Regions from separate parts of the Homo sapiens genome. Here region 2 is linked to region 1. A link is an interaction called in ENCODE POLR2A ChIA-PET data of the cell type or tissue named here. Cell type or tissue: OCI-LY7. All regions are shown on one strand. Each heading gives the region's core, and the rest is flanking DNA. Links, peaks and the distances in the headings are about the cores only.

Region 1 (5,958 bases), core at 313-5,312:
AAAAGATTTTCACCCTTTACAGAAAAATAATTCTGGTGAGTTAATACCAGAATTCTGCCCTTGATGATTTCACTGGGTTTATATTTTTGGCTTGGCCTTGCTTATTGTCTTTTATTGTTTTCTAAGCAAAGTTCTTGCTCAAGGCAGATGGTACTGTTTTGATTAGGCCATTAAACCATTTGTAACAGGTGGGGTTTACCTGAAGGCATGTACCTGGAATAGTTGACCTCTGACAAATTCCAAATGTCTCTGAAGACATTGTCAAAAGGGACACCCTCAAGAAAATGGTTTCAGAAATGCCGACATTCATTTGCTTTTCTAGTCAAGCCTCAACTGTTTGCCGTAAGAATTAATTCTGATTCTTCCCTTTTCCTGCAAATTGGGCTGGGGTAATTTTTCAGGTTATGGACTGAGTTATATTGGAAACAAAAGACGGATCCCTTAAGTCTTTTTTTCTCCCTCTTTTCTTCACCAGGGAGAACTGGAGAAGTTAAATCAGTCCACGGATGATATCAACAGACGGGAGACTGAACTTGAGGTACAGAGAGCTGAGTTCCTGTTCTTGGTGAAGTGATGTCACTCACACCGGCACAAGGCTGGTTAATTTTGTCTTCATAGCTGGAGTGTTATTGCTGGACCCCCCTCCTTGGGAGTTGAGCAACAGCTCCCTGACAGAATAAAATACACCACTGAGCTCAACCTGTGGGCGGAACGCATGTGGATCCAATTGCACATGTTGTTTTTCATTATGGAAGCTCCATGGGGCCTAAACCAAGTCTGTGCAGAGCGTTACACAACGCTTAAGCCCCAAGTTTTAATGTGACTGAAAGGACAGGGGAAAATTAGCCGAACTCTTTAATGGAGAATAATGAATGAGCTCACAAAATCTCTTACATATTCAGGGCAGTTCCTGCCATTTGTCCTGGAGAGTGTTGTGTTGTTTCCTCTGACTTCGACCATTTCTTGACTTTCCTGTCCTAATAACTCACCCCCCGCCTCCTTCTGCTTCCCTGCTCATTTCTTTATTGTCTGCTAGTGCATAGAATATAATTATAATGGTAACAAAAAGCTGTTTAGACTGGGAAGGCCTTTCCTGCTGGGAAAAATCTTGGGAGACTAAAACTTGATTTGGGTTTCATGTGCATTTTCCAATGGGAGTGTAAACAAGTTAGCATTCATCACAGCCTCCGATTAGTTCCCACCCCTTTCCAGTAGTGGTTGCTTTTACCACCCATCAGCAAATTTGAACAACCACTATATGTATTCAGGAGACTGTGAATTGACTGTCAGAACCCCAAAGGGACTCTCAGCGCAGTTTCCCAATGCAGGGAGCTGTTGGCAAAGTCTGTTTCTGTAGCAGGAGAAATAGCAAACGTCAGTGGAAGGGACAAGAAGCACATGGTCCCTAAGAGTGAGAGTGTGGGAGATAGGAATATAATCTACCAGGATTCACTGGCAGCCTTGATTTCTGCTGCGTGCGTAGGCCCTGGAGTTACCAAATCTGGATGCAGCAATGTGGATGAAAAAGCCTGTTGCTCTGAGTTGCGTGAAGGGTTATCGCTAACCACCTCCATTTCCATCGTAGGTATACAAGAGCATGGGCTGTCCTTCTCCCCAAGTAAAGTAAAATCTGTGTTTGTTTACATTTCTTTCACTTATGAATTGAGTCTGTCTGTGATGTGGGGTAACTGAAACCTCTCAGGATCTCAGATTTCTAATGCATTAAACAACAAAACTCTTACCATTCCTATAGGGCTTTAGCATTTCCAGAGTGTTTTTTACACGTTTTAGCTCATTCCATCCTGTCACACCAGCCTAGAGCTATGCTGTCCCATATGGTAGCCATGTGCAACGTATGGCTATTTGAATTTAATTAAAATTTTTTTTTTTTTGAGACAGAGTCTTACTCTGTCGCCCAGGCTGGGGTGCAGTGGTGTGATGTCTGCTCACTGCAACTTCCACCTCCTGGGCTCAAGTGATTCTCATTCCTCAGCTTCCTGAGTAGCTGGGATTACAGGTGTGCACCACCATGCCTGGCTAATGAGTTTAATTAAAATTAAGTAAGACTAAAAATTCCATTTCTCAGTCACAATAGCCACGTTTCAAGAGCCCAGTTGCCACTATATTAAACAGTCCAGTTGCCACTGTATTAAACTGCTGTCATCATAGAATGTTCTGGCCTGGAGAGCTAGGAGGGTAGGGACTATTTACTTTCCAGATCAGGACTCAGAGGCTCAGCATCTTCTGGTACTATGACGCCTCAGAGGCAGGGCTCCCATCTTATACTCCCAGGCATTTTCCAGATCTCCTCCAGTTCCTGCATTCTATTATCCCAGTGCAGTGGTGCAATCACAGCTCACTGCAACCTCAAACTCCTGGGTTCAGGCAACCCTCCTGCATCATCCTCCCCAGTAGCTGAGACTACAGGTGCATGCCACCATACCTGGCTAATTTTTCATATCTTTAAGCTTTTTTGTAAAGATGGGATCTAGCTCTGTTGACCAGGCTGGTCTTGAACTCCAGGCCTCAAAGTGATCCTCCCACCTTGGCCTCCCAAAGTGCTGGGATCACAGGCATGAGTTGCCATACCCATCCTGGAAATAGTCTTTTTTTTTTTTTTTTAAAAGCATTGATTGATTCTAGTTGCTCGCCTACTATGTGCCGGCCACTGTTCTGGGTAATGAACAAGATGGCCCACATCTCAGCCCCAAGTGTGCTTACTTTCTTGGGGTGAAATTGGTTAATCTGTTAAACTCTTTTTAGCCCTTACTTCTGAATCCCATTTCTGAATACACTTAGGTATTTGTGTGTCACAGGAAGCCACCAGACAGGTGTTTCCTGCCTGGCTCTGGAGAGCATTTGGAACCGTGTGAGAGGCGAACTGGAGGGTGTGAGGGGGGTGGCCAGGGCTGGGCTGGGTTGCTGGCTGGCCTTTTCACGGTATTATAACCAAGACTGACTCATAGAAATATAATACAGGCTACATAAGCAATTAAAAACTCCCTAGTAGACGCATTAAAAACGAAAAAGAAACAGCTGAAATGAATTTAAATATTTTGTTTAACCCGGAATATCCAAGACAGTACAATTTCAACGTGGACTTGCTATTAAAAAATTACTGATATTTTACATATATTTTTGTACTAAGTCTTTAAGATCTTTGGCATATTTTACACTTAGGGCACATTTCAGTTGAGACTAGACACGTTTCAAGTGTTAGCTACATTTGGCACTGGGAGGCATAGGTTTAATAGGTGTTTTCTGTCACAAAGGAGCCAGGTGGGATTTCACCCTTCATGCTGGGCACCAACTGCTTGTCAGACACTGTTGGCCACTGCATTTATGTGGGTGAACAAGACAAAGACCTTGCCCTCCAGGAGTTTACGTTTTTGGTTGGGGTGAGTAGCAGAGCGGGGGTAATAATTACTGGTGGTAATAGCTACAGTAAGAAGTGTGACAGAGACACTGGAGGGGCGCTGCTGGAGGACACCTGAGCAGATGCCTGCAGGGGAGCCTCTGTTTGCAGAAGAACAGGTGGAGTGAGCCACTGGGGTGGTCAAGGGGAGTATGCCCAAGGATGGGGGCAGGAAAATGAGCCATTTTAATATACAGTCAAGTGTTTTGTTTTGTTTTTTTTTTCCTGAGACGGAGTCTCACGCTGTCGCCCAGGCTGGAGTGCAATGGCGTGATCTCGGCTCACTGCAACCTCTGCCTCCCGGGTTCAAGCCAGTCTCCTGCCTCAGCCTCCCGAGTAGCTGGGATTACAGGCGTGCGCCACCATGCCTGGCTAATTTTTGTATTTTTAGTAGAGATGGGGTTTCACCATGTTGGCCAGGCTGGTCTCGAACTGGCTGGTCTTGAACTCCGGATCTCGTGTCGTCGCTACCCCCCTCCCCACCGCCACTGCTGTCTCAGCCTCCCAAAGTGCTGGGATTACAGGTGTGAGCCACCGTGCCCAGTCTTGTTTTTGTGGTACTTGTATTCCATAAAGTTGTGAACACTGAATTAGTGAATACGGAACCATTGTTGTAGGGAAAATGCAGGGCTTGGAGCAAGCCTGTGGTCACATTTTCATCAACTGATCAATATTAATCTTTTCAGTTTCCATTAAAAGACACTTTATTTACTATATACTATTGATTCATTAGCATTGAACTCAGGGCCACTCACCTAACATGTATTTGCTCTGTAAGCCACATCACAGCCTGCTCGTGCTCAGGAAAGCTCACTAGACAGCACTTCTGCACTTCCCTTATGGGCCATTTTAACAGCAAAATCACCAAAGAAAGCACAAAAGTGTGAAAGACATGGCACTAAGTAGACCATGAAAAGGACACTTGTTTACAGGATGGGCACTGAAAGCAGGAGGCAGAACGTCGCTCCTGTGTATGTCGGTGAATGAACCTGAAAGGGCTGCGTGTATTGATTTTGGGGTTACATATAAATTTTAGCGAGTAGACGAATTCACAAGTATGGAATTGGCAAATAATGAGATAGTCTACTTTCAGGGCCCCCAGGGGAAGGTATTCTGCTGTCCACATTTCCTTTCCCATTGCCTTTTGATTGCGATCTGGGGCGTTCGGCACCTCTCGTGATTTTTGTCTGATGAACCTGAATTGGTGACCAGGCTTCTGGTAGCTGCTAACGTGCTCTCACGCTGTGGTGCAGTTGTCTGTGGGTAGCTGGAGACTGAGGTGTTGCTCCTGAGGCCCACATTTAACATCCCATTTCTTGTCTTGGCCATTTAAATTCCAGATTGCAAAAGGGCCTCTGGATGCCAGCCATCTGCCGTGTCACTTGGATGTCTGTCTCTTCCTGCAACCTGGGTTTGCCTCTGACCTTATTTGAACAGTGCTGGGTCCCCTTTGCATGCTGATTTATATCAGCAAAAGCCAACCTTTTCAAGCTGTAAAAGGAGGAACCTTTTAACCAGAGAGCCCTTGGATATAAGCCTGATGTTTTAAGTTAGGAAAATAAGCATTTTCCCACAGATCCATTGATCAGTCAGCTTTATTTATTTATTGAGACAGGGTCTTGCTCTGTCACTCAGGCTGGAGTGCAGTGTCACAATCTCGGCTCACTGCAGCCTCAGCCTCCCGGGTTCAAGCGATTCTCCAGCTTCAGCCTCCCAAGTAGCCAGGACCAAAGGCTCACACCACCACGCTGGCTAATTTTTGTATTTTTAGGAAAGATGGGTTTTGCAATGTTGGCCAGGCCGGTTTCAAACTCTGGAGCTGAGAGCGATCTGCCTCCCTTGGCCTCACAAAATGCTGGGATTACAGGTGTGAGCCACTGCGCCTGACCAGCTTTTTAATTCACTAAGTATTTATTGAGCACCTACTACGTGATGGGGGCAATTTTCGGTGATGGGGACAGAGCAGTGAAGAGAATGGACAGAAGTCCCTGCTTTTCTGAGGCTTACATTGCAGAGGGGGTGGAAAACGCAATAAAAAGTTAAAATACACATGGTAGGTTATCTGATGTATACAAAGGAGGCAAAGAGCTGGAAGGGGACTCAGCTGGTGGGTGTTTGGAGGCAAGGGGAGGGAGAGGAATGCAGTATTGTCTGGAGAGAGTGAGCAAGCCTCAGGCCATGTGGGGGAAGAACATTCCAGCTGGAGGGCGCATCAGGGCTAAGCCTGGCTTAGCTGAGGGCCAGCAAGGGGGCCTTGTGCCAGGCATGGGCGAGTAATGGATGGAAGAGGAGGCAGTGAGTCAGAGATAAATGGGTCATTCAGGTGTGCGACAGCCCTGCTAGGTGAGATAGTAAAACTCAATATGCTGATGTAATTTTTAAATGCCTATTTTATAGGTCTGTCTCTTTTCAAATGTTTGTTAAAACAGAAGCCACACTGAGAATTTCTAAGTCTAATCAGAATAAAGATTTGTAATATTTTATGCCCATGTTTATGTGGTTTTAAGCACAATTTGTAATGTTTTCATCATTTCCCGTGCTTG
Region 2 (5,958 bases), core at 534-5,533, 260 kb before region 1:
CATGCATGTATACGTATATACGTATGTATACATATATACACGTATGTATACGTATATAGTGTGTATATATACGTATATAGTGTGTGTATATATACGTATACGTATATACGTATATATACGTATATAGTGTGTGTATATATACGTATGTAGTGTGTGTATATATACGTATATAGTATATACTATAGGTATATAGTGTGTATATATATACACTATGTATATAGTGTGTGTATATATACACGTATATACGTATATATACACTATATACATATATAGTGTATACACTATATACGTATATGTGTGTATGTATATATATCGCGATATATATATATCGCCTTGTTTTTTAATTAAAAATATTCTAATAATTGTTTTATCAGTTATAGTAAAGACTTGTATGTCCTTCCTTTGAAGTCCAAGATTGCCATGTTTCACACTAAAGTGTTATGAATCAGTTGTTACATTTGACCTGATTTTAATAAATTCTGTTTTGCTTTTAGGCCAGGAGTCTGCCTTGTTGTTTCTGGCCCAGGTCTCATCCATGCCTTGGGCGGTATGGCAAATGCAAACATGAACTGCTGGTAATGACATTATTATTACTGAAAACATTTTCTTAAAAAGGTCACTGCAGGATTTTACTGAGTAGAGCTAATGCTGATCTAGGGTAGAAAGACTTGGAAAAAAAAAACCCCTTCAATTCTTAGAAACTGAAAGTAGAGTTAGTTACCGGGGAGGGAATGAGGAGGAGGAGGGGGAATAGGGAGATAGGTCAAAGGGTACAAAGTTTCAGTCAAGTACGATAAAGCCTGGAGATCTAATGTACAACATGAAAGCCATAGTTAATAATATTGTGTATTGTAAATTTGCAAAGAGAGTAAATTTTAGGTACTTTTACCAAAAAAAGTGACTATTTCTACAATATCTTAGGAAAAAAAGTAACATGAATATGTTAATTTGCTTGACTGTAGTAATCATTTCACTATATGTACATCAAAATATCATATGGTATACCTTAAATAGATATAACTTAAAAAAGAGTATTAGGAAGAAAATTCAAAGCACCAGTAATTTAGTTACTTAGAGATAAACACTTTCTTTTTTTGAGACGGAGTCTCTCTGTCGCCCAGGCTGGAGTGCAGTGGTGCAATCTTGGCACACCACAACCTCTGCCTCCCAGGTTCAAGTGATTCTCCTGCGTCAGCCTCCCAAGTAGCTGGGATTACAGGCCCCTGCCACCACGCCCGGCTAATTTTTGTATTTTTAGTAGAGAAGAGGTTTCACCATGCTGGCCAGGCTGGTCTCAAACTCCTGACCTCAGGTGATCCACCTGCCTTGGCTTCCCAAAGTGCTGGGATTACAGGCATGAGCCACCGCACCCAGCTGCCATAAACACTTTTAACATTTTAGAGTTCCTAATATGTGTGTGTATGTGTGAACGTATGTGTAGTTCTATTTACTTTAAGTGAAGAATTATTTTTTTAAAGATCCAAGCTCAGTGTGTAAAATGTGGCTAATTTTTCACCTTGTTTTGCATAGGTAGGAAGATATTTGAAATTCTTATATTCATTTAGTTTGCTTTATATATAAACTATTTAGTACTTATTCTCTGATCTTGCCCTTAACTCCGTCTCTGGCACTTTACCAGTGAGATCAGGTTGAGGGGGGTTAGGTTCTAATCAATTTGGAACATATTTAATCTTTCTAGTGGAAAGGACATTGTTTTCTTTCTTGCCCTGTGTTTCTTATAGTTTCTTCTTTACTTTCCTTTTGATCTTTCTCTTCTTTATCTACTTTAAGGTGTTATATTTTTTAAGTACCTTAAGGTTTCCCATATCTTTTTTTTTTCCACATTGAAGGATAAGAATTTCATTGCTGAGGAATGTCACTTATTTTGCAATTTCTAAATAGATTCACTTAGGAAAGTGTAAAATTTTTCTTCCCCTTATCCCAAGAATAAGAAAGGCATAAAAATTTATTTTATGTCAATATACCTGGAAGCTTAGCGTCAGCATCCAAAAGGGGAAGGGGAAGAAGGGAAGGAAAACATTTACTATACATTTTGTCTTTTTCTGATATTAAGGAAAGTTCTCTCATATCAGGTTGCTTCTTAGATATTTTTTAATCTACAATTTCTTTCTTTTTTTTTGAGACAGAGTCTTGCTCTGTTGCCCAGGCTGGGGTGCAGTGGCACAATCTCGGCTCACTGTAACCTCTGCTTCCCAGGTTCAAGCAATTCTTCTACCTCAGCCTCCCAAGTAGCTGGGATTACAGGCGCCCACCAGCACGCCTGGCTAATTTTTGTATTTTTTGTAGAGCTGGGGTTTCACCATGTTGGCCATGCTGGTCTTGAACTCCTGATTTCAAGTGATCCACCCACCTTGGCCTCCCAAAGTGCTGGATTACAAGGGGTGAGCCACCTCACCCAGCCTTAATCTACAGTTTCTAAGAAAAAAATATAATATTCTCTCCCTTTAACATTTATTATTTGTTGTGAATTAGACACTGTGTTTAGTGTTTTACATGATGATCTAATTTGTAATTATCTTGTTAAAAAAATGATTGTTTCAGGCCCTTGCTTGTGATTGGTGGTTCCTCTGAAAGAAACCAAGAAACAATGGGAGCTTTCCAGGAGTTTCCTCAGGTATCCAACTTTAAGATTTTGGTTTTTTTTATTTTTAATTTTTGAAACAGGATCTTGCTTTGTTGTTGAGGCTGCAGTGCAGTGGTGCCATCTCAGCTCACTGCAGTCTTGACCTCCTGACCTCAAGCAATCTTCCCACCTCAGCCTCCCAAGCAGCTGGGACTACAGGTTCACACCACCATGCCTGGCTAATTTTTGAGTTTTTTGTAGAGACGAGGTTTCACCATGTTGCCCAGGCTGGTCTTGAACTCTTGAGCTCAAGCGATCCACCTGCCTCAGCTTTCCAAAGTGCTGGGATTACAAGCATGAGCCACCGCACTTGGCCTGCAACTCTTAAGATTTTAGTAACACAATACATACACACCATTAAGAGGTAGAGAGAAGATATAAAAAAGCCTCCTGTTTGCAAAATAAAATAAATAAATTAGAAGTACCTGAAGTAACTTAAAGGTAATTATCTTGAGCTACTATAAGACAACTTCAGGGTGGATATTAAGGGTGAGCTTAGGCCCTGCTTAGAAACAAGCTTTCAAGAAATACACCTTTGTGACAGGATTTTAAGCTCTGAAAATAGGCTCTTAAAGGAGTCAAGAAGATGTAGGAATAAAAATGATTTTGGACTATGCCTCCCAGACTTTAGGGAAATAAGAGGAAAAAACTTACTCAAAATGATTATCAGTAGACTCTGGACAAGTATATTTTTATTTTAGAAGGAGGAAAGAAAGCATGTCAAAATTAAAAGAAACTTGAAAGAATATGTCAACAAAATGCTACAGTTTTAAGAATAAAGCTGGACACGTGGTTCGTAACTGTATTCCTAGCTACTCAGCTACTAGGCTGAGGAGGGAGAATTGCTGGAGCCCAAATGTTTGAGACCAAACATATGTCTGTACAACATATTCAGGTCTTATCTCTGTCTTTCTTTCTTTCTTTTTTTTTTCTTTTTTGAGACAGGATATGGCTGTGTTGCCCAATCTGCAGTGCAGTGGCGCAGTCTTGGCTCACTGCAGCCTTTACCTCCTAGGCTTAAGCCATCCTCCCACCTCAGCCTCCTAAGTGGCTGGGACTATAGGCACACGCCACCATGCCCAGATAATTTTTGTACTTTTTGCAGAGACAGTGTTTTGCCATGGTGCCCAGGCTGGTCTTGAACTCCTGACCTCAAGTGATCCACCACCTTGGCCTCCCAAAGTACTGGGATTACAGGCGTGAGCCACCACACCCATCCAAGATACCGTGTCTTTAGAAAAAACAGTTGTTGGAAACAAATAGCTGAAAGTGAATGATTGACACTTAAGATATAAATATATTTGAGCATTTACAGGACAAAGTTAAAATCATTAGACAGCCGGGCATGGTGGCTCACCCCTGTAATCACAGCACTTTGGGAGCCCCAAGCGTGTAGATCACCTGAGGTCAGGAGTTTGAGACCAGCCTGGCCAACATGGTGAAACTCTGTCTCTACTAAAAATACAAAAATTAGCTGGGCTTGGTGGTGGGTGCCCGTAATCCTCGCTACTTGGGAGGCTGAGGCAGGAGAATCACTTGAACCCAGGAGGCAGAGGTTACAGTGAGCCGAGATCGTACCACTGTACTCCAGTCTGGGTGACAAGAGTGAAACTCCATCTCAAAAATAAATACATAAATAAAATCATTAGACAAAGTCTATTTGTAAATCAGAAATCATTACTGAGAACTTCAAAAAATAAAATTTCATATATGATAAACTAAAATACTGAACTCTAGTATAAGTTAATGCAAAAGTTATATTTTTATACTCTTAGAAGGGAATCGAAGTTTTATTTAGTTAATAGTAGACGATAACAGTTATTTAAAAGATGCTTATGTGTTTGGAAAATAAGTAGAGCAGATTAAGTTAATTAAAAGGAAATCTAAAGTTACTGCAGAAACTATATACGTGAAAAAGAAAACAGGATAAATGTCCACTACATATTTTTTTCCTGAAATGGAAAATAATAGTTTATTAGATCAAATTTAAAAACAGAAGAGAAAGAATCCAAGTATCTGGTTTTTGTGGAAGTCCTTAAAACTAAAGGGCATGAACATAGACTGAAAATCGGAGGGTGATCTTAATTTTGTCATGCCTGTGGGACTATCAGCTTTTCATAGATTTCATACTAAAACATCAAGAGAAACAGTTTCTATATAATGCCTCAAGATATATAGATCTGAGGCATTTTCCTGAAATGGAAAATAATAGTTTATTAGATCAAATTTAAAAACAGAAGAGAAAGAATCCAAGTATCTGGTTTTTGTGGAAGTCCTTAAAACTAAAGGGCATGAACATAGACTGAAAATCGGAGGGTGATCTTAATTTTGTCATGCCTGTGGGACTATCAGCTTTTCATAGATTTCATACTAAAACATCAAGAGAAACAGTTTCTATATAATGCCTCAAGATATATTAAACAGTGAAAAATTATCACTACTGAATTCATATATTCGAAACACCATAGCAAGAAAGTATATAAAAGGAACACTGGCAGAAATGTAAGAATAGATTATTATTATAACAAAATCTAACAGATGAAGTTTTATATTCTTATCTGTGAAATTGCTGGATCCAAAGATATGCTGATTTAAATTTTTTGTAGATTTTAACTTCCTTTCCCATTTATAGTCTCACCAGCAGTTTATAGAAGTGCCTATTTTCCTGTGTTGTGTTAGATGGTGGGTATTATCAGACTTTTGCATCTTTGCCAAAAGATTTTGCATCTTTGGTATGATACGCTTCCTGAATCATACCAAGGCAAAACTTTGTACTTTGAATAGGCTTTTAAGGGACAGTCTAGGCAATATATTTTCTCCATCTTGCCTCTAAACATAAAAGAAATTAATGACTTAACATTTTGTCTTCTTTCAGGAGAGTAACATGATTGTGAGCTGAATTTTAAGTGATTTTCATTTTCCATGTAGGTTGAAGCTTGTAGATTATATACCAAGTTCTCTGCCCGCCCAAGCAGCATAGAAGCTATTCCTTTTGTTATTGAAAAGGTACAGTATTTAATAACAAGCTCTCCAAGTCAACTGATTTTTCTCAGTTGCTCATACTTACTGTTATTTTTATTCTCAAAAGAATGAGTGACAATTAGGAACATACCCAGGCAGTTAAAAATGGCATTGTTAGAAAGCTATTTACATTTTAGTGTTCACTGTCATTACATTTAATTATAGAGAGGTAAAATAAGTTATTTTTGGAAAAAGTTTCTCCTGTGTTTTAGTTTTTAAAATTACCTTTTTAATTATACAAAAGTAAAGAGAAAGGTTTATAATGAACCCTTGAGTACCTTTTCTCTTGTGCT

The links. ChIA-PET counts read pairs that join two places held together with the same protein. Peaks named below come from ENCODE experiments on the same cell type or tissue, not always from the same donor. Only the 100,000 strongest peaks of a DNase experiment are listed, where the experiment ranks them.
Region 2: POLR2A ChIA-PET joins it to region 1 with 5 read pairs; 2 of 35 experiments call an interaction of 5 or more read pairs at or near these places.

The regions. Positions count from the first base shown.
Region 1 is chr3:15,325,084-15,331,041 of GRCh38, reverse strand. It overlaps SH3BP5 (SH3 domain binding protein 5), which reads left to right. Exons shown (of 9, transcript NM_004844.5): 2 at 476-538. Among named protein-coding and RNA genes, the nearest start is that of SH3BP5, 4.5 kb to the left of the region's middle. RefSeq lists an enhancer at 2,782-2,971. In OCI-LY7, for the core only: no CTCF peak of the experiment used is centred there; a DNase peak (open chromatin) is centred at 2,841; H3K4me3 peaks cover 1,782 bases; H3K27ac peaks cover 2,262 bases.
Region 2 is chr3:15,586,217-15,592,174 of GRCh38, reverse strand. HACL1 (2-hydroxyacyl-CoA lyase 1) reads left to right here. Exons shown (of 17, transcript NM_012260.4): 4 at 495-575; 5 at 2,563-2,635; 6 at 5,573-5,650. Among named protein-coding and RNA genes, the nearest start is that of HACL1, 12 kb to the left of the region's middle. In OCI-LY7, for the core only: no CTCF peak of the experiment used is centred there; no DNase peak of the experiment used is centred there.